Regions from separate parts of the Homo sapiens genome. Here region 1 is linked to region 2. The links are chromatin contacts, found by Hi-C in ENCODE. All regions are on one chromosome and are shown on one strand. Each heading gives the region's core, a stretch centred on a gene start or an enhancer-like site at or near the end of the contact. The rest is flanking DNA. Distances are from core to core; before and after follow the strand shown.

Region 1 (2,700 bases), core at 104-2,603, 1.1 Mb before region 2:
CCCAAAGTGCTGCGATTACAGGACCGCAACCGGCCTAAACATTTTAAATGAAAAAAATCTATGTATGTATGTACGTATATGTATTCAGTGCAGAAACTGTCAGGGCAGTGACAGAATCTAGAAACAGCTGGCCGAACGCCGTGGCTCATGCCTGTAATCCCAGCACTTTGAGAGGCCAAGGCGGGAGGATCACTTGCGCTCAGAGACCAGCCTGGGAAACATGGTGAGACCTGGTCGCTAACAACAACAACAACAACAAAAAGCCGCACGTGGTGGTGCACACCTGTGGTCCCAGCTACTGAGGAGGCTGAGGAAGGAGGAGCTCTTGAGCCCAGGCGTTTGAGGCTGCAGTGTGCCATGATGGTGCCACTGCACTGCAGCCTGGGTGATAAAGTGAGATCCTGTCTCAAAACAAAAACATAAATAAACAGAAACACATCTGAGCATACACACGCCTGCAAAATGTAATAAAAGTGTCACTGCAATTCCGTGGAAAAGTGACTCAACGGATAACAGCAAGGCAATGAGAGAAAAAGGTAATCTCTACCTAACCCCTTACCACAAATATCATACTCAATGAAATACAGATAAAAAGGAGAAAAAGAAAATATTTTAAAAATTCTTTAAACGTATTATAAGAAAATAAAGCCGAACGTTTGCATAATCCTGAGATGAGGAAAAACTTTCCCCCAAAATGACACCTATGGACGCTTGCCCAAAAATAAACTGCAAGTTTTTCTTCAGCCTCAGAGTCATTCCCAGATAGTAGAAGACAATGTGTTTATAATATTGGAACGGGTAAGACCTTCCTATAAAAGACCAAAAATCTGAAAGGGACACGGGGCGGGTGACAGGAATGGGGACAGCGGGGACAGCGGCCGCCCCTCCCGCCACCTGCCGCCTCCCGCCGCCGCCGCCGCCCGCCGCCGCCGCCGCCGCCGCCGCCCGCCGCCCGCCGCCGCCGCCGCCCGCCGCCCGCCGCCCGCCGCCCGCCGCCCGCCGCCCCCCGCCTCCGCCCCCCGCCTCCGCCCCCCGCCTCCGCCCCCCGCCTCCGCCCCCCGCCTCCGCCCCCCGCCTCCGCCCCCCGCCTCCGCCTCCCGCCTCCGCCTCCTCCCGGCGCGCACTCACCTCCGCAGACAAAGGGCGCTTCGGCAGGCTCCGCCCCCTGACGCCGCCGCCGCCGCCGCCGCCGCCGCCGCCGCCGCCGCGGTGGACCCGGGAGGGAGAAGGTGCCGAGGGCCCCGCAGCCTGAGCCAATGACGCCCGGTGACTGGGCTCCTGGGGCCGGTCCAGCCACCGGCGCGCCAGACCTGCTCTGAGGACAGCCTCCCCGCAATGGCGGCGCAAGACGCTGGCCTCAGATCCCCAATACGCATGCGCTGGCGGCGCTCCGAGCCTGCTTCCTTCATCGCAATCCTCATCGCCGGGGCTCCTGACTCCCACCAGCTTTCCCGGGTCTGTTTTTCATCGGGACTATGCGGACCCCGGGGACCGCGGCCTCGAGCCTTCCCAGAATTTTCCGGTCCTAGAGGAACGAGGGGGACGGGCCGAGGACCCGTCCCTTCGTCCCTGCCAATTAGAAGCGTTGGACTGTCCATCTCCATGGTGACGACACAAGCCTTCCTTTCAGTCCTGGAATCACCCCTCCTTCCCATCAATTTCATATTGATGAAACTCAAAATATAATGATGATGATGTTATTGGCCGGGCGCGGTGGCTCACGCGTGTAATCCCAGCACTTTGGGAGCTTGAGGCTGGTGGATCACCTGAGGTCAGGAGTTCGAGACCAGCCTGGCCAATATGGTGAAACCCCCGTCTCTAATAAACGTACAAATATTAGCTGGGCGTGGTGACGGGCGCCTGTAATCCCAGCTATTCCGGAGGCTGAGGCAGGAGAATCGCTTAAATTCGGGACGGGGAGGTTGCAGTGAGCAGAGATCACATCATTGCACTCCAGCCTGGGCAGCAGAGTAAGACTCCATCTCAAAAAAAAATACAATAATGATATCATTATATCATTATATAGTATATGCTACTGATGCGAAGAATGGAATTTTATTTTATTTATTTATTTATTTATTTTTTGAGACGGAGTCTTGCTCTGTGGCCCAGGCTGGAGTGCAGTGGTGAGATCTCCGCTTACTGCAAGCTCCGCCTCCCGGGTTCATGCCATTCTCCTGCCTCAGCCTCCCAAGTAGCTGGGACTACAGGCGGCCACCACCACGCCCAGCTAATTTTTTTTTTATTTTTATTTTTAGTAGAGATGGGGTTTCACCGTGTTAGCCAGGATGGTCTTGATCTCCTGACCTCGTGATCCCCCTGCCTCGGCCTCCCAAAGTGCTGGGTTTACAGGCTTCAGCCATCGCGCCTGGCCAAAGAATGGAATTTTTTTAGGCGTAACATTTTGCTTAATTGGAGTTCGGAGTTAGTTAGTTTTTTTTGTTTTATTTTGTTTTGTTTTTCAGACAGGGCCTTGTTCTGTCACCCAGGCTGGAGGGCAATGGTGCCATCATGGCTCAGTGCAGCTTCAAACTCCTGGGCTCAAGCATCCTCCCGCCTCAGCCTCCCCAGTAGCCAGGATTACAGCAGCCCTGAGCCACTGCGCCCTGCTAATTTTTAAAACTTTTTTGTAGAGATGGGGATCTCACTATGTTGTCCAGGCTGGTCTTGAACTCCTGGGCTCAAGGGATTCTTACTCCT
Region 2 (2,970 bases), core at 155-2,654:
TCCAGCTTCCGCTTATCTCCCCACAGTGCGTGGAACCTGGGTGGGGCAGCAGGGCCATCAGGGCTGCAGGGTTGGGCCTTAGCGAGGGAAGCTTGTCAGGTCCATGCATGGCCCAGCTAGGAAGTTAGCCTTTACTCATGGTCTGAGGTTCCCTGTCTCCCGGCTCTTCTGTTTGTCAGTCCCCGATCCCTGCCCCACACCGCCCCCCAGCCAGTGACTGCGGTTGTCCTAAACTTTGTCCTCTGGTTCTTCAAGGCAGTGGGATGTTCTCCATGTGAGCTTTCACCATCCACGTGGCACAGACCAGGGGCTGCCCCAAGAGTACAAGTCGTGGAAATGGGAGGTTCACCGGCACCTCCTCCTCCTGTAGGACCCCGCCCTCGGCCGGCCCCTGCCTGCCCTCTCTCCAGTCTGCACTTAGCTGCTCTGTACATGGAGGCTAGAGTCCACAGTTATCTGTAGAGTTCTAGAGTTCGTCTGATGGACACAACTTTGTAATTACCAAGAAATAATTTTTTTTTTTTTTTTTTTTTAAAGACAGTCTTGCTCTGTCGCCCAGGCTGGAGTGCAGTGGCATGATCTCGGCTCACTGCAGCCTCCACCTCCCGGGTTCCAGCGATTCTCTTACCTCAGCTTCCTGGGTAGCTGGGATTACAGGCACATGCCACCACACCCAGCTAATTTTTGTATTTTTAGTAGAGAAGGGGTTTCACCACGTTGGCAAGGCTGGTCTTGAACTCCTCACCTCAAGTGATCTGCTCGCCTGGGCCTCCCAAAGTGCTGGGATTACAGGCGTGAGCCACTGTGCCTGGCCCAAGAAATACTGTCTTACACAAAACATTCTGAATCAAACGGATGGTTTCCAGAATGGATTCATTTTCTTTTCCCCTCTGCTAATAACCTGGTCCTAGGCTCCCTTAGAAGACGCAGTTGCTGCAGGGTTTCCCGCCTCCGAGCAGGTGAGGGCATTCACGCTTCTGCACTGCCCTCCAGTGGCTGACTGCCTGAAATGCGAATCAGATTCTCTGGGAAGCAAAGCGCTCTTCCCAGAGGTAAGGCGACTTCTCAGGGGCTTCCATTATGGAGTAACAAACCGCAGTAGACATGAGTCTCCCTAATAACGAAATAGATTACTGGATTGCAAACTATTTACATTTTTCACTTTTATTTGCAACAACAACAGAAAAACAAAAGCTCTTGAGATGTTTAAAGGATCCGTGACGTAGTTATTGAGTGTAGACAGTAATTAAGTATATTAGAGAAGACTCCCATAAGCACCTGGAGAAGAAAGTACTGAGGACAATCGTGTCAATGACGTGAAGAACTGCCAGGTGAAATGAGACTTTATTGAGAAAGACGCCATACACTTTTGCTTTCTCTGAGTAACACCGCCATCTTGTGTCTTTTCTCCATACTTCCGATAAAACTAGGCAAATCTTTTGCTACTTTGAGCACTTCTAAATGTTTTCTAATAGAAAACATTTTTGGAGCTTTGGGATTCCAAAGCATTTAGGAGCTTTGGAATGTTCTTTCAAAGCTCAAACAGGAGAAAATACACATAAACTCTTCTTAAAAAACTGCATGGAGGTGTAGTTTATATTCAATAAACTGCACCTTTATATCAGTTCAAGGGGTTTTGGCGAATGTATACACCCAGTCAACCTCAACACAACATGTAGATTTCCATCACCTCCCAAAGTACCCTTGTACCTATTTACAGGCAAGCTCACCCCAGCTCTTGTCCAGGCAACCACTGATCTGCTTTATGTCCGTTCTGACTTTTAAGAATTTCATCTAAAAGGAATTATATAGCATGTACTCTTTTGTGTCTGTGTAAATACTTGCTTTTTCCATTTAACATAACACTTTTGAGATCTATTCATTTTGTTAAATCTAACAGTATCTTATTCATTTTTCCTTCTCAGTACTATTCTCTTGTATGAATATACCCCAATTTATTGACCCAGTCTCCTGTTGATGGGCACCTGGCTTGCTTCCAGTTTTTGACTATTAAGATTGCTATGAGCAAATGTGTGTAACAAATGTGTACAAATGTTCTCATTTCTCTTGGTAAATACCTAGAAGCAAATTACTGGTAGAGTAAGTAGATATTTAACTATAAAAAAACAGCCAAAGTATTTCCTAGAATAGTTATACCATTTTCTTTTTTCTTTTTTTCTTTTTTTTTTTTTTGAGACGGAGTCTTGCTCTGTTGCCCAGGCTGGAGTGCAGTGGCACGATCTCACCTCACTGCAACCTCCACCTCCCAGGTTCAAGCAATTCTCCTGCCTCAGCCTTCCGAGTAGCTGGGATTGCAGGTGACTGCCACCACACCTGGCTAATTTTTGTATTTTTGGTAGAGACAGGGTTTCATCATGTTAGCCAGGCTCATCTTGAACTCCTGACCTCAAGTGATCCACCTGCCTCGGCCTCCGAAAGTGCTGGGATTACAGGTGTGAGCCACCGCGCCTGGCCAGTTACACCATTTTCTATTCCCACGGCAATCAGTGAGAGCTCTGGCTGAGCCATGTCCTTGTCAATATCTGGTATGATCATCCTTTTGAACATTGATTCTAATGGGTGTGTGGAGGTGACTCATGATGAGTTTAATTTGCATTTTCCTGCTAACTAATAATGCTGAGCATCTTTGCATGTGGCTATTGGCTATTTGTATATATTCTTTGGTTAAAGTCTGTTTAATTCATTTGCTTCTCTCACTTTATAAAATTGGGTTATTTATCTTCTAATTATTGAATCATAAGATTTCTTTATATATGATGCTCTATAAAAGTATCTTGTCACATATATATATCGTTATTTTTTTCCTAGTTTGTGACCTGCCTTTTTATATTATTAATAGTATCCTTTGGGGAGCAAACATTTTAAATTTTGATAGTCTAATTTATCATTTTTTAAAGTTACAGATTTGTGGGCCGGGCGCAGTGGCTCACGCCTATAATCCCAGCACTT

What was found. A loop is a pair of places that touch in the nucleus more often than their neighbours do. Pooled maps may share reads with other maps.
Region 1: a loop to region 2 is called in a pooled map, with 4 times the contacts of the local background. The contact joins the promoter of ZNF713 here to the enhancer-like site in region 2. A Hi-C loop is called at or near these places in 1 of 168 maps with a recorded cell type or tissue (CD4-positive, alpha-beta T cell), 1 of 37 single-sample maps with no recorded cell type and 2 of 50 pooled maps.

The regions. Positions count from the first base shown.
Region 1 is chr7:55,886,109-55,888,808 of GRCh38, reverse strand. It overlaps ZNF713 (zinc finger protein 713), which reads right to left and starts at 1,353. Exons shown (of 7, transcript NM_182633.3): 1 at 1,129-1,353. RefSeq lists a silencer at 1,153-1,202 and an enhancer at 1,323-1,662.
Region 2 is chr7:54,772,350-54,775,319 of GRCh38, reverse strand. All of the region lies in intron 1 of SEC61G-DT (SEC61G divergent transcript), which reads right to left. Among named protein-coding and RNA genes, the nearest start is that of SEC61G-DT, 15 kb to the right of the region's middle. RefSeq lists a silencer at 909-1,068. Within about 2 kb of position 1,404, at least 7 of the 41 ENCODE cell types and tissues checked have a DNase peak (open chromatin) inside an H3K27ac peak, as active enhancers do.